Regions from separate parts of the Homo sapiens genome. Here regions 1, 3 and 4 are each linked to region 2. Evidence: chromatin contacts called from ENCODE Hi-C or POLR2A ChIA-PET data. All regions are on one chromosome and are shown on one strand. Each heading gives the region's core, a stretch centred on a gene start or an enhancer-like site at or near the end of the contact. The rest is flanking DNA. Distances are from core to core; before and after follow the strand shown.

Evidence for each region. A loop is a pair of places that touch in the nucleus more often than their neighbours do. ChIA-PET counts read pairs that join two places held with the same protein, here RNA polymerase II (POLR2A). Pooled maps may share reads with other maps.
Region 1: a pooled map shows a loop between it and region 2 (9-fold over the local background). The contact joins the enhancer-like site here to the promoter of PPP3CA in region 2. A Hi-C loop is called at or near these places in 5 of 37 single-sample maps with no recorded cell type and 9 of 50 pooled maps. POLR2A ChIA-PET finds 5 or more read pairs at or near these places in 2 of 52 experiments (B cell and activated CD4-positive, alpha-beta T cell).
Region 3: a map of psoas muscle shows a loop between it and region 2 (4-fold over the local background). The contact joins the enhancer-like site here to the promoter of PPP3CA in region 2. A Hi-C loop is called at or near these places in 1 of 168 maps with a recorded cell type or tissue (psoas muscle), 2 of 37 single-sample maps with no recorded cell type and 2 of 50 pooled maps.
Region 4: a loop to region 2 is called in a map with no recorded cell type, with 6 times the contacts of the local background. The contact joins the enhancer-like site here to the promoter of PPP3CA in region 2. A Hi-C loop is called at or near these places in 3 of 37 single-sample maps with no recorded cell type and 4 of 50 pooled maps.

Annotation. Positions count from the first base shown.
Region 1 is chr4:99,845,512-99,851,685 of GRCh38, reverse strand. All of the region lies in intron 3 of DAPP1 (dual adaptor of phosphotyrosine and 3-phosphoinositides 1), which reads right to left. Among named protein-coding and RNA genes, the nearest start is that of DAPP1, 32 kb to the right of the region's middle. Within about 2 kb of position 4,150, at least 6 of the 41 ENCODE cell types and tissues checked have a DNase peak (open chromatin) inside an H3K27ac peak, as active enhancers do; they include B cell, where a contact is called at or near this core.
Region 2 is chr4:101,345,671-101,352,019 of GRCh38, reverse strand. PPP3CA (protein phosphatase 3 catalytic subunit alpha) reads left to right here and starts at 4,494. Exons shown (of 14, transcript NM_000944.5): 1 at 4,494-5,281. The coding sequence starts at 5,224. It overlaps PPP3CA-DT (PPP3CA divergent transcript), which reads right to left and starts at 4,243. Exons shown (of 2, transcript NR_033874.1): 1 at 4,011-4,243; 2 at 3,137-3,696. RefSeq lists silencers at 4,259-4,868, 5,339-5,698, 5,719-6,108.
Region 3 is chr4:102,551,020-102,556,813 of GRCh38, reverse strand. The region is part of intron 5 of NFKB1 (nuclear factor kappa B subunit 1); the gene reads right to left. Among named protein-coding and RNA genes, the nearest start is that of NFKB1-AS1, 51 kb to the right of the region's middle. Within about 2 kb of position 2,098, at least 5 of the 41 ENCODE cell types and tissues checked have a DNase peak (open chromatin) inside an H3K27ac peak, as active enhancers do; they include psoas muscle, where a contact is called at or near this core.
Region 4 is chr4:102,683,412-102,689,419 of GRCh38, reverse strand. The region is part of intron 7 of MANBA (mannosidase beta); the gene reads left to right. Among named protein-coding and RNA genes, the nearest start is that of MANBA, 75 kb to the left of the region's middle. RefSeq lists an enhancer at 1,661-1,710. Within about 2 kb of position 1,924, at least 6 of the 41 ENCODE cell types and tissues checked have a DNase peak (open chromatin) inside an H3K27ac peak, as active enhancers do.

The sequences.
Region 1 (6,174 bases), core at 2,901-5,400, 1.5 Mb after region 2:
ACCTGTAGTCTCAGCTACTCGGGAGGCTGAGGCAGGGAAATTGCTTGAACCCGGGAGGCGGGGGTTGCGGTGAGCCGAGATCGCACCACTGCACTCCAGCCTGAGTGACAGAGTGAGACTCTGTCTCAAAAAAAAAAAAAAAAAAAAAAAACTACACAAAACAAAACCTGTCTATGATACTTGAATACATACAATGTCTGACTGCAAAAACAGAACTGTGGCTTTTGATACTTGGGCCCAGATAAGGTGCTGCTGTAAAATGAAAAGCTGTTGAGAAAAGCCAGAAGAGGGTGTCTGATCTCGACCTCAGAGAAGAATGAAAGCCTCTGGCCCTTCCTCTTTCTGTCTCTCATTGGCATTGCAGCATTGGGATCACAATGAAAAACAGATTTTGCCATTATCAGAACCGTCCCATTCTTGCACATTGTGCTCTCTTTTGTCAATGTGATCTTCCCATAAGAACAGATCCAGTCATATGAGGAGAAGGGGCCGGCTACAGTTTTACAGTCAGAATGAAAGCAGCAGTACCTATATCAAGAGTAGCTGCTGTGCAGGCTCAGGGGCTCTGTGAACACAGTGCTCACATTGTAGATGCATGGTAAATTCAGCGCTGGCTCCCAACCCTAAGAAACACTCCCAGTGATGTGCTTCATAGTCACTCTGGACCCTTGGAAAGAGCACTGGATGCACAGGCAGAGGAACAGGGTTCAATTGTCACTACCGCCATTCAGTACTTATCGGCCTTGGACAACCATTACAAGCTTCTGCTCCTTACTAGTGAGAATAATTATGCTTCCTTCAGAAGGCACCAAATAAATGTTTGTGGGAGAATGATAACATATTAGATATTATTATTCTTTGACAGAATATTTTTAAATCCTTAAATAAAATTTGAATGATTGCATCTTTGGGGACATGGATTTTGAAATCTTAAAAAAGACCTAGACGCAACATTCTGCTAGGAATAAAAATGGTGGTAGTCTAGTAATCACTACTTGTGATTAACTATAGTTAAATTGGTGCCTCTCAAACACTTTCACCTTACAGAAGAGGAGAGGGGAACTGAAGCCTAGGGATCAAAGCAGCTCCCAAATTAGATACATTTTGAACTCTTATACTTTATCTTCAAAGTTGATGCTTAATTTTCATTCTACTTCATATATTTAATACTTAATATGAAAATAATGCTTTAAATGACACTCCAGAAAGATGTACTTAGTTGATACGACCAGGCACACACTTCACATAATAATACCTGTGTTAATTTTTTTTTTTTGAGGCGGAGTCTTGCTCTGTCACCCAGGCTGGAGTGCAATGTCACGATCTCAGCTCACTGCAACGTCTGCCTCCCAGGTTCAAGCGATTCTCCTGCCTCTGCCTCCCAAGTAGCTGGGAATACAGGCATCCACCACCACACCGGGCCAATTTTCGTATTTTCAGTAGAGACGGGGTTTCGTCATGTTGGCCAGACTGGTCTCGAACTCGTGACCTCAGGTGATCCACCCGCCTCGGCCTCCCAAAGTGTTGGGATTACAGGCGTGAGCCACTGTGCCTGGCCTAATTTTTTATTGCTATTGTAGCAAATTGCCACAAACATAACAGCTTAAAACAACTCAGATTTATCATCTTACAATTCTGGAAGTCAGAAGTTCGAAATGGGTCTCACTAGTCTAAAACTGGCAAGGCTGCTTTCCTAGTGGAGGCTCTAGGGAGGATTCATTCCTTTGCATTTTCCAGCTTTCAGAGGTGCCCTCATGTCTTGACTTGTGGCCATTTTCCTCTGTCTTCAAAGCCAGTAACAGCCAGTCAGATCCTTCTCCTGCTGCCATCTTTCTGGTTCTCTCCCTTCTGGCTCCCTACTACTTATGAGGACCCTGTCAATTACAGTGGTCTTACTTAGACCATCTAGGATAATCTCCCCACCCCAAAGTTATTTGATCAGCTGCCTTAATTCCATCTGCAAACTTAATTCCCTCTTGCCATGTAACAATATATTCACAGGTCCAGGGAGACATGTGGACGTCCTGTGGGGGCATTATCCTCCTACCACAGTATCAGTCCCTGGAGGAGAAATAGCCACCGGGGCCAGTTGCGCTGCAGGGTAAGGATCTCTGGGCTGGGCTGCTGCCTGAGCCTGCAGTGCTGTCACCTCTTGGTATTAGACAGCCACTGCCTTTCCAACGTGTGCATTTCCAACCTCTGTGAGCCTCTTCAGCGCACCTATCAGTCAAATTTATCTTTGTATCCCTACCACTTGATAGAGTTTCTGACATAATGAAGGCAGATGAGTGAATGAATTAATGAATGAATGCTACAGTAATGCAGGCTTGAACCAAGAAAGAACCTGGGATGAACCAGCCTCCCAGGTCCACAATTCTCCAGGCCTGAGGCAAGAAAGGACAATAACCGCAGGCATAACTTTTCAAATCTCTGTTGGAGGAACCCAAATTCTATTTTGAAAACCTCCTCTAAAGTTTAATTCAACAAAAGTAAAACAAAGGAAAATGGCATTGAGTCAACCAAGAGAGTAAAACTGACTGTAGATTGATTTTAACTAGTAACCCCACAAATGAGGCTAAACTAAATTGTGAGATGAAGATGACAAAGTACTTATAAAACGGCAACTTATACTGATAAAAATCTGGTGTCCTAAAAGACAGTTCTCCTTAGATGACTATTCTTGCCCAAGGAAGAGCCAATATACAGACTTCTTGGCATGGCTGTGAGGCTTAATGATTTCCCCTTCTGCAGAGATTGTACCTCCCAGTATACAGAGATAGGTTCCCTATAACCATGTTATACCTCCAGACCTGGCCCGGCCCTCGAATACCTGACCTGGTCACACTAATTGGATTCACTTCTTGGGGATCCACTTAATTGCTTCTCTAGAGAGAAGGTCCACCAACTCAATTTCTGAACTACATGAAGTAGACTATTGTTTCCTGCCTTTGACATGAAACCTGGTTTCAGAAAGGCTGAGCGGAGGTACACTTCTGAGACGATCAGAGATGAATCAAGACAGACACATCAATTGACTGAAAGCCTCAGACTTGCCATGATTACTAAGCAGATTCCTTGTTGTCTCTTGGTTGTTCAACTTGCCCTTAAATTCTGGGAGGGTATATTGTTAATATCCTTTTAAAAAATTCTGCTCCTGGGCAGGGCGCGGTGGCCCATGCCTGTAATCCCAGCACTTTGGGAGGCCGAGGCATACGGATCACAAGGTCAGGAGATGGAGACCATCCTGGCTAACACGGTGAAACCCCGTCTTTACTAAAAAAAATACAAAAATTAGCCAGGCGTGGTGGCATGCGTCTGTAGTCCCAGCTACTTGGGAGGCTGAAGCAGGAGAATCCCTTTAACCCGGGAGGCGGAGGTTGCAGTGAGCCGAGATCGTGCCACTGCACTCCAGCCTGGGCAACAGAGTGAGACCCCATCACAAAAAAAAAAAAAAATTCTGCTCCTGTTCCCTGTTCTTGTACCCTACTCACTTAAAAACAAAATCAAAAACAAGACCAAAAAAACCCAGCTAGCCAGAGCTGGTTTCTGTCATTTCCAATCAAAAGAAACTTATCAGCCGGGCGCGGTGGCTCATGCCTGTAATCCCAGCACTTTTGGAGGCCGAGGGGGCGGATCATGAGGTCAGGAGATCAAGACCATCCTGGCCAACATGATGAAACCCCGTCTCTACTACAAATACAAAAATTAGCCGGGCATGGTGGCGCATGCCTGTAATCCCAGCTACTCGGGAGGCTGAGACAGGAGAATCGCTTGAACCAGGGAGTCAGAGGTTGCAGTGAGCCGAGATGGCGCCACTGTACTCCAGCCTGGCAACAGAGTGAGACTCTGTCTCAAAACAAACAAACAAACAAACAAACAAACAAACTTATCTACTGTCGCTACCACAGACTCTTAATACTTTGCCTCCAAGGTCCAAGTTAGTGCCTCAGCTCGGGAAGAAAGGGACCCTGGGTTACTGAGATTCAGACCAAATGAACTCCAGGACTCAGCTGGGAGATTTAGAAAAAGGCAACAGGAGGCAGGGGTAGCAGAGCAAGAAGAATGAGGAAGACCAGTAACCACAGGCCTTGGAAACTTGGCTATAAGTTTCACTTCAGTTTCTGAACTACGTAAAGGTGACTATTGTTTCCTGCCTTTGACATGAAACCTGGTTTCAGCCATGCTTAGCGGAGGTATGTTTTTGAGATGATCAGAGCTGGACCAAGGCAGGCATTTCCATTTACTTTGACTGAATGGTAACTTACAGTTATGTGTAAGAGTTACATATATAACTGTATGCAATAATATGAAATTGCATTGAAGGACCCTTTATCTTGTATTCCAGCAGGAACTCAGAAAGAGAGTAAGAACAGTCTCAATTCTTAGGCATTGGTTTGGTATCTGAAATAGAGTGTAGCACAGGGTACACAAAACTCCTAAAGAAAAACTTTTGTTTAGAGTATTTATTTTATGCAGTGAGGTCAGTGCTTATTCATCAGGTACCCCAGCTAGCCTGTAAGGTGTTTGAAGGCAAGAATAATATCTGATTTATCTTTCTATGTTATCAGTGGCTCACAGGGCCATTTCACTCAAAACATTTTGTTGAATTAAATTAAAATCAGATCATGTCCATCCGTGTTTCATTACTGCCCTCAGGTTCAGAAAATAAGCTCTGCAACTGGCATAATGAGTTCCTCTCTCCCCTCCTTCCAATGAGAAGTAGATTTCTTGGGGTTGGTGGGAGAGAATAGGGTTATTCAAGATCTTTTTCCTTCCTTCTTTGCCACCTGCTCTGCAAATGGACTTTAAGCCTTGTTCATTTACATGTGAAGGGGTTTTAATATTTAATTTCCAGTCTCATAGGGTGAAGTGCACTGAACTAGGAGAGACATACCAGTTAGTCAGTGTAGGAGAAAATTCTGTTCAAATATCCAAGTCAAGTCACTATTTTTGGAGTGCTCACTTGATTCTACCACTTATATGAGTCCACTATGGAACTAGATTAAAGTTTGAAGAGGACATCACAAACATTTGATAAATGCAAATTCAATTGTCCCTAAACTAATTCTTTATTATTTATCAAAGAACGTACAGCTTTTGCATAGAATCTGATGGAATTAATAACCATAAAAGCATTTTATTAAATATGAATAATAATTATTGAATACTTATACTATGCTAAGAATCATTCCAAATGTCCTATGTGCCTAATTTCATTCAATCTTCACAATAAGTCATTAAAGTATGAGCTACTACCATCTAATCAGTTTCATAAGATGATGAAACTGAAGCTCAGAGAGATTATTTAACTTACCTGAGGAGACACACAGAGCCGGCAAATGGCAGAGGCTGGAGTTGAAACTTAGAATTTGTGTGTTTACTCATTATACCATAATTATTCTCAGCCTCAATCTAGTCACCATGGAAACTTCTAGGGCATGTGAAATACTGTGCTGTATTGTGGGCAAGAGTTGACATGTATAAATCAAAGTTTGAAGAAATTGATTCTTTAGGAGGCAGCTTGAGAAAGGAGATGTGAGTTTTTGCTTCCCCATTTCTAACCAGGCCTCAGTTTCTTCATTTATAAAGGAAAAATGCAATAGTCCCTGAGCTCCCTTTCAATTCTAACATCCTGTAAATCTAACTAAGCATACAGGCCCAAATAAGGGGAAAAAAACATCGAGAAGCTTCATTACCAAATGCTTGTACTGCTTCCTGTAAATGTACAATATTCATTTGAAATACTTTGTTCCTGCTGTCATTTGATCTTACCTCTCATTTTCCCTTTCTTTCAGTTTCTCTCTCAAGCTGTAAATTTTATTTTACTTTGTTATACTTAGACAGGCTGTTTGATATCCTTGCTGAAGACACATGACTAAGATGAGCCTGTATATTTAGGGGGATGTTTTCTTTTCAGCCTTTTTATGTTTTAAAGTTTCCTCTGGTATAATTTCTGAAATAGCAATTCATGTAAATAAAATGGGAATAACAATAAATACAAAGGCAGAAGTTAAAGTTGATTCACACTCTTTAGAACAATAGGTTTACTTCATGTACCAAACATGTTATTGTAGACTTTAAAGAAGAGATAAAGAAGAGACTGAGGGATAGGACTAAGACATGTGTTACAGCCCTGCCATATCCTACAATCATTCTACTACATTATTGTAGCAG
Region 2 (6,349 bases), core at 3,245-5,744:
TGAGATGGAGTCTCACTCTGTCACCGAAGCTGGAGTGCAGTGGCATGATTGCAGCTCAATGCAATCTCTGCTTCCTGAGTTCAAGCAATTCTTCTGTCTCATCCTCCCGAGTAGCTGGGACTACAGGCACACACCACCACGCCTGGTTAATTTTTGTATTTTTAGTAGAGACGGGGTTTCACCATATTGGGCAGGCTGGTCTCGAACTCCTGAGCTCGTGATCCACCTGCCTCGGCCTCCCAAAGTGCTGGGATTACAGGCGTAAGCCACCATGCCCAGCCATAATCAGAAGTTACTACTCAACCGTAATGTCCAAATGATAATAAATTCATCCAAGAACCAAATACAAGTTCAAAATTTTGAAAGCCTGTTATTTTCAAAACAGAATATAACATACAATATTTTATTTTATTTTTAAAACTAAAACATCTGATAAAGCACTTAATAGTATACTAAAATGTACTTAATTTACTGTGATTTGCACCAATGGAAGCTTGCTCTGTGGAGCACTTAAATGCACAGATGACTCCAAATCCACAATATTTTCTTTTTTTGCCCACATATTTATCTTCATAATTACTTTTGATAAATCTAATAGTTTTTCTTCTCCAATAGAAAGAGGAAGTAGCACCTTATACATAAATGTTTGCAAATATAATATATATCTAATGATCATATAACAAGACTTTTAAATCCTTGAATGAAGGAACAAAATCTCTGAATCCTTCTTTACTCCCTACATTTTATGCATCATGTAGCATAGGGCACAGAACAGGTGTGGTCAAAGAATATTCATTAACAGAGAATTAAGATTTGATGCTCATGTATTAAAAGAAGTAAGAGTATTTTTAGTCTTCTGGTAGTTCTCTTATATTACAGTAAAACAATAATTCTAGGTTTTGCTAAGGAATGTACTTTTGGAACTAACATATTACTTTCGTATATTAATTTGGTAATATTAACTAGTCTAACAAACATATCTCCACATTGTAATGGAGTAACACAATAAATGAGTAAAGCCTAATGCCTATTTTCTTAGTAACTGGGTAGTATTCCTCTATGTGGTAATTAAGGGACTCTCGTCTTTGTCTCTGGGGTTCTGCCTGCCCTGGGTCTTAGAAGTCTCTGCATTCCGCTAAGGATGGGAGCCCATAGACTAGAAAATGTATATCTACTGCTTAACTGCCTTGTCCTGAGAGTGACCAACCATCTTAGTCCACAGTCCATTGATCAGAACTGGTCACATGGACCTTCTTCGAGGAAAGAAGGGTCAGGCTAGAAATGGGAATCCCTCTCTGGGCAGACACTTCCCAGAGTGAATTATACTAAGGGAGGGAAAACACATTTTTTTGGTAGACAAAAAGTTGTCTTTTTTCAAGCTTTTCCCCCCTCCTATTTCTTGATAAGCAGGACATTGCCAAAGTCAGCATCTGGGAACTGAAGTAACCCCTTCAAAATGTAAATTCCAAATATAAAGTATTCTCATGCAAGCAGTAATATAATTATGGACTGCTAGGGCAGTCTAACACGGAGGTTCCCAACCCCTGGGCCACAGAACAGTACCAGTCTGTGGCCTATTAGGAACTGGACTGTACAGCAGGAGATCTGCAGCAGAGTGAGCAAACATTACTGCCTGAGCTCTACCTCCTGTCAGATCAGCAGTGGCATTAGATTCCCATAGGAGTGCAAACCTTACTGTGAACCGTGCATGCAAGGGATCTAGCTTGCCCGCTCCTTATGAGAATCTAATGCTTGACGATCTGAGGTGGAACAGTTTTATCCTGAAACCACCCCCAACCACCATCCATGGGAAAATTGTCTTCCGCGAAACCAGTCCCTGGTGCCAAAAAGGTTGGGGATCTCTGGACAGGACAGAAAAAGAATGGCAGTAGGAGAGGGTAGGACATCTGAAACAGTAACCGAATAAAAAAGATGATCTGTCTGTCTACTTCAGGAGGTCAGGTGTATGAACACAAGTAGTCCCTAGTTAATATGCTGCCGTCCTGTTTCCTTAGAGCAGGATCCAATTTTGTTTAAGAGGTGTCAGTGTTGCAGCAGTTATGGAATCATACACAGGCATTAAAAGTTCATGTTGATAATGTGTTGGGAAGTGATTGTGAGTCATAACTTTTTCTTCCCATACATACCTTAGCTAGGAGGTGTCCTAGACTTGTAGCGGACTAAAGGGTGTGCCTGAAAGGTGTGCCTTTATTTCCTATCTGTATCATGTAATTTTATATGGTGCTGACATTTTAAGCCTTCTGATCTTGGTTCAAAGATGTTTATCCTATACCTAGTAAAAAGTTATTCCAAATAAAGGTGGGAACTTCATTTTTTTCTAATATGTAGGAGAGAATGTCTTGGCCTTGGAAATGAGCATCCCTGGACATGGTTTCCTGGTCTTTCTGAAGCAGGCCCTCTTCACCCACAGGTCTTGGCATCGCTCCCTGTGTGCCATCTGGCCAGGGACCAACTTCCCAAATCTGCCTTAGCAACTAGCTCTGCCCGTGCTCAGGAGGCTGTTTCCAACAACCCCTTCCTGAGATTACAGTGACCTCTCAGAGCTCATAATTTTATGTTCTCTGAAAATTTTAGGCTTTATTGAGGGCAAGGACAATTTTCAAATACACTCCCTCCCCACCTAATTACCCACCACAAAGTCTGGCATATAAATAAAAGGAGTACAGAAAATATCTTTATTGAATGAATTGTCTAATTGCCACCCAGTATCCTGGGGTTGGAAATTGGGCAGCAGAATCTCAGTGCCAGTGGCAGCCTCCCTATCTTGGTGGGACACACCCTGCGTCTGCTCCTTTTGCTAGGCCTCCACAGAGGTATCTAGTGTGTGTTTCTATTCCGTGCAGTCCACATCAAAGTCACGCTGCAGCACAATCAGTCTCTTACTCAAAATTGATTTTCAAGTTTGAGCTTTAATCTAATCCTTGTCTCCAAAACATTTCTTTTGGCTTCATCTCCCAGCTCCCTAAACTTTTTTTTTTGTTTTTGTTTTCTTTGTGTGTGTGTGTGTGTGTGTGTGTGTGTGTGTGTATTTTAAACCTTTTATTGGACCCGTGGTCCAATTGAGGAAATAGGAAAAACCTGATACTGAAGGACTTTGGAAATAAAACAGGAAACATGAAGGGTGAGAAATTTATTCAGATTTCTTCATAATTCCCCCCAAAAGCTCCAACCACGTTGCCAGTCCTTGGGTGCTGCAGTTGGTCGGGGAGAGGGGCTGTGTGGAGGTCACCTTCTGGTAGACGGAGACCCGCTTTTCAGACTCTGTGGCGCAGCAGGCGGGCCAGGAACATTTGGGCCACTATTGCTCTTAGCCCTGCCGCGCCTGACTTTCTCTCCTCTACTTTCCTTCCGACCGTAGGGACAAGTGTGGGGATCCGCTTTGGGCTCCAAGGCCCTGCCCGCACTGGCAGCACCAAGCGGGTGTAGAATGACTGGAAGGAGCAGGGAAGGAAGATGGGTGTCAACTGTCCCGGCCAGTGGCTGCGTGCATGTGTGTGTGAACAGGGAAAAGGCCACCCTCTCCCATGTTTCTCCCGTCTCCTCGGTTCTCCTCGGAGACCCGCAGGGCTGCCCGAGGTAGCTCCGAGTTGCCCTGGGTCGCTGGGGCTTGGTCCGCATCCTCCTCCGCTAGTCCGCTCCCGCGTTCCACAGCGCCCCGCCGCTCGGTGTGCACGCCTGGGTGGGACACAGTAACAGCCCCTAAGCCGCCAACGCAAAAGCAAAAACAACCGTACACCGCATCGCAGTCGTAGCTCTTCTCCGCAAGGTAAGTTGTTTATTCGTCGCCGTTTTGGCGATCCTCCCTGGACAGCTGCGGCAGCGACGGCAGCTGCGCCGCGGGCGCCGAGCTCCCAGCCTCTTCCTTCCTCCGCCCTCTCAGGGCTGCCTCTCACCCCCACCCTCTTCCCTCCTATCCCCGCCTTCTCTCTTCTTGCCCTCTTGTGGGCCACGCACACACCCGGAGACACCCTCTGCACTTGGCTACTCACACTGCGGCTTAACCCAGCCGACAAGGCACGCTTGCCAAAGAGGCGCGGGTGTGTGTGTGCGGGGTCCGCGTTCGGAGGCCAAAGGAGGGTGGCGTGGTAGAGCCCTTCTCCTCCTGGCCGCGACGCCTTGCCCACTCTCCTGCCCTAATCTCGGCCTGCCAGCAAAAGTGACACCTGAGCAGGGACTGGTCCGTAGAGGCGGCAGGCCCGCTGGTCCGGCAGCTGGAAGAAAACAGAGCAAGGGGCGGGGACAATGAGGAGGAGCGGGAGGCGGGACAAGCGGGGAGGCCGCCACCTGGCACTGAGTGATGCGCCCTCTAGCCAATGAACGCGAGGAACTCCGGCGTCGGGGCGGGAGGTCGGGGGCGGGCTCAGTGGGGAGGAGGAGGCTGCAGGCGCGCAAGAGGCGGGGGCCGGGAGGAGGAAGGGGAGGAGGCGGAGGCGGGCGCGGTGTTGGCGGCGGCGGCGGCGGCGGAGGGGGGTAGGTTGTGCCCGGGACTGTGTCTGCCGAGCTCGGCGGCTGTGCCTTGGTGAGTGGAGGAGCGGCGCGGGGAGGCAGAGGCGAGCGCGGGCGATCGCGGCGGCGGGACGTCTCCGGCGGCCGCGGCACCAGCGGCGGCGCTCTGTGTGGAGAAGCAGGGGCAGCGGCAGCAGCAACAGCGGCAGCGGCAGCAGCAGCGGCAGCAGCGGCGGCCGCCTCTCCGCCGCCGGGGACGCCAAGGTGCGGCTGGTGGCACTGACATCGGCGGCCCTGCCTCTCCTCCCTCGCCCCCGGCCTTCCCCATGTGATCGGTCTTAATCCTGGCCGTGTGTGCGCGCGTGGGGCTCCATTCCGCGGTGCTGGGTCTCCGTGCCGGGGTGGGTGCTCGTGTGTGCGCTTCTCCTCCCCATCCCCCTTCCCCCAAGAATAAAAGAAGAACCGGGAGGCGTGCTCAGAAAATAAATAAATAACCACCACACACGCGCAGCCCGGAGCGAGTCGGCGGGGCTGGCGGCAGCGGCGGAGGAGGAGTGAAGGCGGCGGCGGCGGAGGAGGGACGCGCGGAAAAGGCAGCAACTTTAAAGCCAGCTCAGAGCCTAGACCTCCAGCCGAGCGGTTTGCAGCGCGGCGGCGGCGGCGGCGGCGGCGGCGTTGAGTGTCTGGCCCGCCGGTCCGGTCGGGGTGTGCAGTCGGACGGACGAGCAGCGCGTCGCTGTCCTCCGGCAGCTGGAGATGTCCGAGCCCAAGGCAATTGATCCCAAGTTGTCGACGACCGACAGGGTGGTGAAAGGTAAGCGGAGCGCCGCGGTGGCCTGGGTGCACCGTGTGCCGCAGGCGCCAGGGCAGCTTGCCTCGCCTCGCCTTTCCTCCCCTCCCCCGCCCCAGGTTCTCCTCTGTCCGCTCCAGCCGCGGACCTTCTAGGATATTGTGCAACCCGCGAACCCCGCGAACCCCCCGCCCCCGCGGCGCCCTTCCCCCACGCGTCCCACCCAGCCTCACTTGGGGCATTTTTATTGACGGGGGCGTCAGTTGGCAAATGGCTGAGCCGCGGGGAGGTGGCGGCGGGGGTGGCGGTGGTGGGAGGGGGCGCCCGGGGGGTGGTTGCTGGTAGGGTGTAGCTGCTGTGACAGAAATAGGAAGTGGGTGGCTCTGCTCACAGGCTTGCATGGGATCGGGTTTATGGTTTTCTTCTGCAGAGGGAGGGGTGATTGATGGCTTTTTAAAAATTAATACGGCATTTTTATGTGGCCGTGGCTTTCCACCGACTGCCTCACTTGGGCAGGGTTGTCTTGGAGCTCCATTGCAGCAATTCCCTCCGCGCCCCCCTCCCCCTCCCCCTCCCCCTGGAAGGGCCTGCACAGGACTCGCGAGAGAGCGGGAGAGCGTGGGGGGAGCCCGGCGCTTCCTTCCGCGCGGGGCGGGGGCGGGGGCGGTCGCTGGCTGGAGGGTGGCCGCGGGGGGCGCGGGAGGCGGGGAACGACCTGAGAGCACCAGCCGTTGCCGCCCCGGGATTTCCCCCGCACGCCCCGGGGAGAGACACGAAAACCACTTCTCCAGCCTCTCTTGCCATCCCCGGCTGTCCCCCGCCGACCTGTCATTGCTCTTAAAGGGTTCTCCACTCGTGCACACCTCCCAAGTGATAACCTCATTCCGCCTGCTTCCTCCGTGCCCTGGCATCCTTTTTGTAACGGGCTGTTGGATTCCTATTATTGCCTCCTCTTCGCCGCCTACGGGATGATAAACTCCTGGCAAGGATGCACTGAGGTTGCTGGCAAAGAGAAACTGGGATGTGCGGAGTGAGGAAGGGGACAGGCTGTGGTTGATCACTCTGTCGCACGGGAATCTATCGGCCTCCTTG
Region 3 (5,794 bases), core at 849-3,348, 1.2 Mb before region 2:
AACGATTCTTTCATTTGCTCTTCTCTACAATCCAATGAGAAAGGTTCTTAAGAGGAACTTAAACCTGTTTGAATGCCATTCTATTTCTCCCTACAAAGTACATAAGAAAATCTCTAATTACTAATGCTGAACCATTACCACTTAATCTGAGGCCCTTTGCAAATGTAAGTAATCCCCCGATCCATCAAATGAAAAAGTGTGTAAAGGTCATGACAGATTCCATGTTTCCAAACCCACTAGCCATTTATTATTCCTCAACCCTACTTGACCTCTTTGGGAATGGGATATGTTACCATTCCCTCCTTGAAAGTCTCCCCCAACTCCCCATTTCACTGGCTGCTTTTGCTAAGGCACTCTTCTTCCTGCTCAAAGAGATGTTTCAGCAGAGATCGATGCTCAGTCCATTTCTCACCTTTATCGTGATCACTCCCTTGACATTCTTATCAAGTCTCCTGGATTGAATTGTCTACTCCATGCAGATGATGGCTAAATTGAAATCTCATGTTCTCATCTTCTTTTTAAGCATGTGCAAAATTTCCAGCTGTTTGTAGGGTATCTTCCTGTCCATAATACCGTTACAGCTCAATGTGCCCAAAACTGAACTAATCACCTTTCTTCTCAAAGCTACTCCACCTCCTGGAAATGGAAATACAAATGCTGCCTTCTAAAAAAGTGCAGCAAAATCGTCTTTTCATCTTGGATTCCTCTCTGTCTCTTGTCTTTTATGTTTAACCAGTTGCCAAACTTCAGCTGAGTACCACCCCAAAAATCTCAGTTTGTCCCTTTCTTCCATTCTCATTCCTTAGTTTATCTATCTTAGCTTGAACTCTTAGTTTAGCTCATGAAGAATCACTGCAATTCTTCCAACTAGTGTCTCTGGGCCTTTCCCTTCCAATATCAGTTAGCAGATTGCTACCAGATTTGTAGTCCTAAAGCACAATGCTGCTGATAATTTCTCATTCCTATATAAAATTTCTATAGCTTACCCATTTTCTAAAAACATACAGTTTAAATCCTTGCATGATTTGGCCTTATCTACTATCTCCAGCCTTCTTACCACCCTTGCCTTCCACGTGCTCTTCATTCCAGCAAATTATTTACTATTCTCCATTCGATCTCAGAGATTTCTACTTTTGAGCCTTTGCTGCTTTTTCTGCTGTGCTGTTTTCTCTCGTTAGATCTATGCTTTCATACATCTCTCCCTTGAATCCTTCTATAATCATCCCAACTAGCCGACTCTTAGAAATTTATCTTTACATTAGAGCAATTAGGTCATTTACTCTTTCATTCAAAAATTATCTTGTTCAACAATTCCCACATGGCAGCCGCAGGTGCTGGTTATGCTGGTGATTCAGGTATTTAAGGGCATATCTTCGTCTCTCTATTAAATGGATTGTTTCCTGAGGACAAAGGCACTATTTAATTTTCTCTGTTTTTCCAACCCCTAGAACAGAACCAGTACCTACTTAATCAATATTTGTTAAAAGAGCTAGTGAATAAATAAATAATTGTCTCCAGGCTACACTGAAAAAGGAGGGAGCAGAAAAGTGGTGTTCCCAGGCAACATTAGGAAAGGCTGAGGACAGTGGGGCCCAACAGGCTATCCAGCTGTTGAATGGTTACTGTCCTTTGGCAGGGTTCATCTCCCTAATCTAACTCTGAGGGATCCCTGAGGAGTTTCTGCAAAGTCCTAGCAAAAGTTGAGTACATGAAGCTGATTAACTTTTGGAATTTTACTAACTCCTCTGCTTGAAACCAGTTAGGAACACCTAACCCTGGCAATATTCTTATTCCTAAAAGGATTATTTTTTGAAGCCCTTGTACTCCCTTATGCTTTTCTACTTCGAGAAGCAATTTTCATTTACAGAGACACTGGCTGCAGAGATGCTAAAACATCTTAAATGTTTATAAATTCACCTCTCAGGTATTAATAGAATTCGACCTTGAGACACAGTTTTCCTATTGTGTGGGGGCTTGGCCAAGGAGGCAAACAATCACCAAGGGTTGGCTCTAGGTAAAACCAGAAGCGAGACTCAGAGATGTACTGCCCTGGCTGCTGGCCCTGTGTGATCTCACATTCACCACCAGCAGGGAGACTCCGCAAGACAGCTGCATGAGGAGGGCTTTCTCCATCAGCGTCCTAGAGACATGCTGTCATTCCCACTGGAACACAGCCTTAACTTCACAGTGTCAGTTTATGCTTCTGAGTCACTGAAAAATATCCCAGGAGTGCAAAAATAGGAAACATTAAACTCCCTAAAGTTGTAATTTAAGTATGATTCCGCTTGGAGAAAACAACAGGGATGACAGCACAGTTTATAGAGAGTCTGAATAAACTGTGCTTAACATAAATGTCTCAAAATTCAAGAATTTTGAGAATGTTCAAAATTTTCATTTCGGTATAATGGAAGAATGTTCTCTATTACACCAAATACATTTGTGTCAGGCACATCTTTTCCCAAATGTGGCATATTAAGCTTACCTTTCTCAAATATGTTTTAACTTCTTATTTATTTATTTACAGGCCTAGCCTGAAGTCTGCAAATTTTCAGATAAAAACATTTGGGTTAATTTTTAGTGCTGCAGTAGGTGGCCAGAGTTCTAGTCACCAGGTACTGCTATGATACTGCGTGAGTCACCTAACCTCTTTGGGCCTTTTAATTCTTCATTTGCAGAATCACTAGATAATGTCTCACTCATTTTCCAGCTCTAAAATTCTATGATTCCTAGTCATATGCATAGGACACAGAAGACAACATCCAAAGATCACATTTTCAAACTACAAAAAAAAAGTTTACCATCACAGAATTTCTGAGTTGGAAAGAACCTTATAGGTAAACTTAACTTTAAAATTGTGAACATTTTAAATACATTTCACCACAATTACAAACTGAGAAAACATACAATCAACACTCAAATTACCTGTTGCAATGGGACCTCTGATAGCATGGAAAATCAAAATTTAGAGACAAAGAAAAACCTTCATGTTAGGCAAAGATTTCAACTTTTGTCATTAAAACTGAGACTGAGTACCCAAAGTGTTTATTTTCAGTAAATCCAAGGAGGGCCCTGCCCTGGGTAGTTAAGTCCTGATAAGAATCTGTGTGTTCTGAGGATATGTCAGAAATGCTTCAATTACATAAGTGGAGAGAGAAAAAAAGACACGCAAACAAAGATACACTGAGAAATTTTAATCTAAGAGATTTTTTAAAAATCCTAATAACATAAAAATAATTAGAGGAAGTAGAACACATTAGATATGATCAAAGTGTGTCCAAAACAAAAATTCTAGGTTTCTCATTTATTCATTGAAAATAGAAATTATTAATGTAAATTTCTAACATTCTTTTAAAATGATTTTAAAGTCTTTAAACACATTGTTTTTGACTCAAATTTAATTTAAAATAATTAAGAATATCTCTGACTCTGTGATATCCAAATTTACTTGGGATTGAATATCACTGATTTCTTTTTTCTTAAAGGTATACAACCACCCTCATTATGTATTTTTCTTGCTTAGAAAATCTATTTTATCACTTTCACTGAAACCCACTGGCTAGAGAAGCAATTAGGTTCTTAATTATTGAAAATACTTAGAGACATCATTCGGTGTAGAATCTCCTTTGTACTACAGTAAATACAGCTGCCCTGTATAAAAATTTGGACCATGTTGGGAACAAAGCCAATTAACTGTCCCTTTCTTCAGAAGGAAAGTACATAAGATAAAGAGCATTTCAACTATTCTATTGTGATTTCCTGTGGAAAGCCCCTACTAAATTAAGAGAATTACAAGTGAGTAGAACTGGGAAATTTTCTTTGATTTCTTGGTGCTACTTTACTGGTCTTTTTACACTCTAGACATTAATAGGGCAAAAGAGAACACAATCTAAGTGTCAGACTGAGGTTAACCAAAATATTGTACCATCTACGTACTATGATGTAAACAAAAGTAGGAAGGGGGGAAACACCAAAGTTTCTCAAAGTTCTAGGATCAGCCAGTAATTTGGAAAAATGGTAGTACTTTAAACCTGCAAAAAAAACCCTTTTATGTCTTAACTTTATGTTGTTCAGCCTGTATAAACTGACTAAACACAAAGTATATGAAGTAAGTTATACATTCTACAGCTTGGATAAAGTAGTGTGTAAGCTATTAATTTCTATTATTTTGGGGGATCTGTCAGAAAATTGTAATTGTCCTATAACCAAATCTTGATTATCCCTTGTTACAGATTTATCAAGTTAAGTAAACATCTTTCTAAGGGCATACAAATAAAAAAGAAAAAAATTACTTATTGTAATACAAGTTAGCTTCCCTGCCCTGTAGTCTTCCTGGTCATTTTTGAACCAATTCAGTGACAATGAACTCACTTTGTCCTGAGGCAATACATTCCATCCTCAGACAGCCCTGACTGTCAGCAGCAACTGAAACCTCTATCGCCTGGGGCTTCCATTCACCGCTCCTTATTTCATCCTCTTGTGACAACAGGACACATTTAATCCTTTTTTCCCCATCACAGCCATTCATATATTTGAAGACAACCAAATCCTCCAGGCTATAAATTTCTCAGGCTCAGTAACTACTCCTCATTTGAATGAAGTTTGAGTTCTCTCACCATTCTGCTCTGAAGACACTCAAGTTGGTTTCTATTTCTCTACAAATGTGGTGCCCAGCAGTACTACACTGTATTCCTGGTGTGGCCTTTCATCACAGAGTGCAAATGAGACCACCACTTCCTTGGTCTTATGTATCGTGTTTCCATTAATGCAGCCTAATGAGGAATTACTTGTTTCGTAGTCACATTGCATTGCTGGTTCATGTTGAGTCTGTTATTAACTAAAACTCCTAGATCTCTTTGCATGCGTTGCTGCTAAATCATCTCTCTTCCACTCTGTACTTGTAATTTGTTTTCTGCATGTATTTATATCTTTTAAATATAATTGCTGAAGAATTGGGTCCATTGTCTCAGCTTTCAAAATTAATTTGAATTCAAATTGTTTGTTGTCTATCACTTCATGTCACCTGCAAATTTAGTAAGAACCTTATAGGGCTGTATTCAGGACAATGATAAAATATATTAAAGTGTTTGGTGAAAGATCCCTGGAACCTATCACTAGAAATATCTCTTCAGGTTGACATCACCAGCATGGGAGATGCTGTGAATCCCTGAACTACCAAAACAGGGATCTCCAGCATCTCACTATCTCACCCTTGTAGAAATCCTGTCATAGAAGACAATGATGTAGGTTTGGTGTGATTCGTTCTTCTTACGGTGACTGAGATAGCAGCTCTCTAGTTTCTAGTTTGAGAAGTACACCTGTCAAATTCCACTTGCATTCTATCACAAACAGAGAAGGGAGAGACTATCTAGCCAGGAGGTGATCTCAAGGAGGGTATATTTTCTCCCAGTCCACCTCAACACACACACACACACACATGCGCGCGCGCACACACACACACACACACACCAATTTAGAATATCCTTTGAAGAGGGATTCCTCCAGCAAATCCTGAGTAATACCCTGATTACTCTCTCACACATGTCTGTATCTTGGCTGTGGTGCCATGTAACCTGGGGGCTACAGAAAGATGATCACATTCATGTGTGTCAACACAGAGCCCAGCACTGTGCCTGGCAGGTGGTGTGCCTTGGATAAACACATGCTACATAAATGTAAGGAAGGTAGGAAGGCCAAGAAGTCTTTGAAATCTACAAATGAAATGTTCTGGGTTTAGATGGATTCGGGTGTCTGAAATAATTCAGAACGTACTTTAAATCAAGGCTCTGATTGATCC
Region 4 (6,008 bases), core at 675-3,174, 1.3 Mb before region 2:
CTGTGTGTGTATATATACATACATATATATACACACACACATATATATATATATATATATTTTTTTTTTTTGAGACAGAGTCTTGCTCTGTCACTCAGGCTGGAGTGCAATGGTGCAATCTTGGCTCACTGCAACCTCCACCTCCTGGGTTCAAGCAATTCTCCTGCCTCAGCCTCCCAAGTAGATGGGATTACAGGCACCCGCCACCACGCCCAGCTAACTTTTGTATTTTTAGTAGAGATGGGGTTTCACCATGTTGACCAGGCAGGTCTTGAATTCCTGATATCAAGTGATCTACTGCCTTGGCCTCCCAGAGTGCTGGGATTACGGGCGTGAGCCACTGCGCCCGGCCTTATATTTTTAAATGGATCATACTTTAGATATTATTTTGTCAATAAGTAGTCTCCTGCTATGATTTAAAATTGTACCTTATATCAAAATAATACATGTGTAATTTTAAAACTCAAATATTACTAGTAAGTTTATATGAAAAATAAGACCTCTTGCCCATCACTTCCTATTCTTACTTCCTACTCCCCAGAACCAACCATTTTTAACTTTTATTTATTTCCTCTGACATTCTTCTTCATTTTTCTGAATAAGGTGCTTCTACTGGTGTTTTCTGATTTTTCAGTTTTACCCATTTTAGGATATAGCACTAGGAATTGGAAAGAACTGCACTTTGTTATTTATTAGCTATAGGCTACTTACTTAATCTCAAAATATGTAAAATAGGGACAATAAGAACGAGATGGCTTGGATCTGGCTTATAAGAGTCATGGCATATAGTTAGTAGAAATGGTATTAACCCTCTTCAAAGATCTCCTCCTCTCCCAGACACCAGCTTCGGTGTTTACAGTTGGCTGGTGTCACCTCTTACATTTGGTATTTCCTCTCCTGTGGGCCAGACAACATGCTAAGGATGGAGATATGTCCTTCAGGAGTGCATTTTCTGTTTTTCTTTTGTTCAATCATGCTGTGTATTTTCTGAGACACTGTGAATGTGTGTGTGTGTGTGTGTGTGTGTGTGTGTAAGGGGGGAGGGGAGAGAGAGAAAGAGTGTGTATGTGTGTGTGAGAGGGGAAGAGAGTGTATGTGTGTTTGTGTGTGTGTGTGTGTGTGTGCGCGCGCACGCACACATGCACAGAGTTATGTACAGGGAGAACATCCTGGACCCGTCTTAAGGGCCAAAGCATTCACTCTTGTCGTACCCCTCTTGGCTGAGAGGATGTGTGCTGTCTCACACAGTGAGTTTGTTGTGTGTTGTTTTCATGAAAATGTAAAAAATAATGAGTCATTCCAACTTACTACAGAGAAAGAAGAGGAACTTCTGTCTTTTTCTAAGGGAAATAATTCTTTTACATTCAGGCTAATATGACTGTATTATTGTTCATTACACATAAAGATGCCAGCCTTTGAATCGAGCAGCAACAGGAGTTTGCTTTAAGGAGGATGTTTAACTGCCCCACACCTTGAGTTAATGCATGTGTGTGAAATGTGCTCTTTGGCTGTGGCTGCCGTAGAGTTGCTATTTTTTGAGGCTGATTCATTCAGTAAATACTTAGGGCACACCTACTGTGTTTTGGCTATTTTGCTAGGTGCTGGTGATAGAGCTGTGACTAAGACACTGTTTCTGTTTCTCTCTGAGACCTTAGTAGAACTAATGATCTGATTGGGAAGTTCAATCATTAAATGAGCCATTGGAATATATTAGCACTCTAGAGATGTAGAGAGTGCCATGGAAGTGCAGAGCAGGGGCATTCTGGGAAGATTCCCAGAGCCTGTGTCCTGAGGGATAAGTAGAATTTGGCCAAGTAATGTAGCAAAGAGGCGGAGGGAAAAGAACGTGAAGGCCCAAGGACTAGAAAGGATGTTGTGTGTTTGCAGAAGTGAAAGAAATTTCAATGCAGTTGTGGTTGAGTTTGAAGTTGAAGAACAAGAGATGGTGTTGTAAAAGTAGCTAGGACAAAGTCCTGCAGGGCCTAGTGAGCCACGTGAAGGAAGAAGCACTGTCCTGAGTGCTGCCAGGATTCTTGGAAGGATTTTAAGGAGGGGGTAAGGATTATATGCATATTTTACAAAGATTGTGTAGATCAGATTGGAAGGATGGCAAGAGTAGGGGACCAGTTAGAAGACTGTGGTGGTGATTCAGACAAAAAATGAGGATTGGTTGGTCTACAGAACTGCTGAGGAAATAAATCTGAAAGAGATTTAGGATATAACCTCAGCAGGCTTGATGATGTGGGGGTGGGAAAAAAGAAGGAGTTAGGAATGGTTCCTCAGCTGCTGGTTTGGGCTGCTGAACAGGCAGCCTCTGAACAGGCAGGGCAACTCTGTTCATTGAGTTACATTACTCAGAAAGAAGAGAAGGTTTGGGGGAAGGGGTTGGGTGGAAATTATTTCAGTGTTAGATGTGTTTTGTGTGGGGTGATTGAGAGACACCCAAGGAATAATATTTGATAGGTGTTTCATTAGATAGATCTTAAGCTTAGGGATTGCATGTGGGTTAAGGATATAGATGTGTAAGTTAGCAGAATGTAGATAATTGTAGCCATGGTAGCGGATGAAATACCTCAGGGATGGCACAGAGAAAAGAGCTAGGACAGAACCCCAGGCAGTCATAATTAGTAAGGTTGGGGTTTGGGGAGAAGCCAGTAGAAGAATCTAAGAAGGAATGGTTGACGAGGTGGAGGGAAAACCAATTTGAGTGGGGAGTCACAGAAACCAGAGGGAAAGAGTGTTTTAAGAAGCAAAGAATGTTCAGAGTGTTGAATGCTGCAAGGGAGTTCAAGTTAGAAAAGAATTGAGAAAGATTCTTTAGATTTGGTGGCAAGGAGATTACTGGTCACCTTGATCAGCATGGAAATCAAATTGTAGTGGGTTGAGGAATGACTCAAGGTATGGAAGTAAAGACGGTGAATATAGGCAACTCTTCTGAAAGCGTCTGATTGGAAACTATGCTTAGACCAGGTGGTAATGGTGGCCAGTTGGGATCAGATTGGCTTCACATAGGCAACTGAACAAATAAGTAAATATATTGAAGTGGTGGAAGCCAGCCTTTTCATGAATGGAGAAAGGTGGTATCAACATAGAAGGGGGGAAAGCTACAGTGGATTCAAATTGGAGCTAATAGTATGAAGTTATGATTTTCAGTATGTGTAGACAGAGAAATAAATGTCTTTGTAAATGCATGTGTATGTGTGGGTAGACACACACACACACACACACATTTCCTAGTTCTTTTCACACATTTCCTAATCCTTTCTCAGAGCGCCTGGGAAGAGTGGCTCTCTAGTAGCAGTGAGTAGATTTAGGACCCATATGTTGATTTGGAATACCACTCTGTGCTGAAAGCAATCAGGGCTCTTTGGAGAAATGACTGATTCTCGAGCTGGAGCCTGAAATATCTTGCTGTTCCAGGAAGTAAGGAGGTACTCAATAATAATGTGACACATTGAAAGGACACAAGGGCCTTCAGTCTTCAGTCTTCAGTCTTCAATCTACTATAATCTTCAAAAATGTCAAGGAAAGATTGAGGAACTGTCCTACAGTGGAAGAGACTATGTACGAACTGGGTGCAGTGCAGTGATCTTTTTTGTCATAATGTTATTGGGGCAACTGATGAAAACTTGAATGGGGGGGTCTCTGGATTCTTTGTATTATATATAGGAGTTCTTTGTATTATTGTTGGAACTTTATTACAAGTTTGCAATGATTTCAACATAGAAAAGGATACCATTAAGAGAATGGAAAGCAACAGCAAAATCCTGATGGAAAGGGGCCAGTAGCGAGGGAAAGACTAAAAAGAGTTAGAAAGCAGGGAGGTAGTTGAGAGGGCAAGGTCTCTGGGAGGTAGGAGATAAGAAGAGGATGGATTCACTTTGGGATGGGGGGCTCTGTTTTCGTTGTAATAGTGGTGAAAGATAACACATGGGAGGAAAGGATGCAGCTTGAGGATGGAGGTAATTTTGAAGGTCTCTAGGACCATTTAAAGTATATTTTCTTTCTATAAGACTGGCAAACACTTTTGTCAGTGGAGTTTTAGGGTGAAAAAGTAAGCCTGAGAAAGAAAGCTAGGGAGTTTTGGTCAAACAACATTTTATTTTTTATTTATTGTGAAATATGACACATACAGAAAAATACACAAGCCATAAGTGAAAAGCTTAATGAATTATGAGAAAATGAACACTCAGGTAACTGTCAACATGTTCAAGAAACAGAACATTAATTACTAGCACTTCACACCTCAAACTCTCCCCTCCCTTCTGCGAGCCTCCCCAGTAATGACCCCTGTTTCCTTCCCGAAGATCCACTATCCTGACATCCATCACTAGGTTACTTTTGTCTCTTTTTGAATTTTATGTACATGGAACCATATAGCATGTATTTTTTAGTGTGTGGCTAATTTGGCTCAGCATTATGTTTTTGACATTTAGGTACAGTAGTGCCTCCTTATCTGTGGTTTCAGTTACCCATGGTCAACTGTGGTCTGAAAATAGTAAATGGAAAACTCCAGAAATAAGCAATTCATGAGTTTTAAATTGCTCACTGTTCTGTGTAGCATGATGGCATCTCGTGCTGTCCTGCCCTGTCTTGTCCAGGACATGAATCATCGCTTTGTTGAGCATATCCTTGCTGTATACATTATCCACCTGTTAGTCACTCAGCAGCCTTCTCCTTTATCAGACAGAAAAAGTCATAGTATATATGGGGTTCGGTACTATCTGCAGTTTCAGGCACCTACTGGGGGTCTTGGAGCGTATCCCCTGCAGATAAGGGGGGACTGCTGTTTATTGTTCTGTGTAACTGTAAGTTTGTCTATTTAAGTTGTATAAAATTTTATTATACTACACATTTTGCTGTTGCAATTTGAGTAGTTGCCAGTTTTGGCTATTCCAAGTAATGCTGCTGTGAACATTACTGATATAACACTCGGAGCACATATGCCCCCAACGGCATGTCTGCTGGGAGTGGAATGGCATGATTATGGAGGATGCATGAGTTCAGCTTTGTAGATTATGCTAAACTGCCATCCAAAGTGGTTATATGAGACTTGCCTAGGCTCCTCATGCTCGCCAGCACTTGGTACTGTGTCAGACAGGACATTGAACACTGTTTTCTCATCACCAGCCCCTCCTTATTTCACCTCTATTGCTCTTGTTTATTGTTACCCTGGGCTTGCTTTATGCAAAAATAATTCTGTTTTAAATATACCTCATTGAAATCCATCTTGCTTCAGTTTTATATCTTTGTTTCATGCCTCTCCTCTTCCACTGAGCTTAGAAACGTGTTTAGGATTTTTTTTTTTTTTAACTGAGTATATCAGGAGACAGCAGCATATCTGACTCAGACAAAAGGTCCTGGGGAAGTTACAGATTTTGAATGCAGCCCATACAGCAGAAATGTATGGAATCATGAAAAGAATGCAGACACTTGAGAGAGAGGAAAGGGCCGACTACATTTCTTTGTGAACATGGCAGAATATCTTGATGACTGAGAATTTTCTTATGTTGAGTGACATTGGGGCAAATGGTTTAAGCAAGAAGGGAGGTAATATAGGGAAAATATCAACAGGCAATTTAAACATTAATAAATAACAAAATAAAAAATAAATGTTGGGATATCATAAATTCTGCCAAATAAATCATTGCCTGAGGGACCTTAGAATGTGAGTCTGGGAGAGTTAGCTTTATCAGTTTGGGAAACCAAATTGATTTTTTAACAAAAGAAAAAGTTTTGTGTATAAGTGGGAATGGTAGAGGATACTCTGGGTAAATGGAATAAAAAATCTGACCAATCAGTTTTTGCCATTTTCTGCCCAGGTTAACTGAGTGTTTTTATCCTACTAATTGATTGTACTGAATTGACTAGGTAACGTGTTTTAATGAACTAATACATATTTTTGAATGCTTATTATGGCTTGCCTTTATGGAAAAACAGGAAACCAATTAGTTGATATTTCTCTTACACCTAATTTATTTTATAAGAATTTCTCAAGTATTCTATGT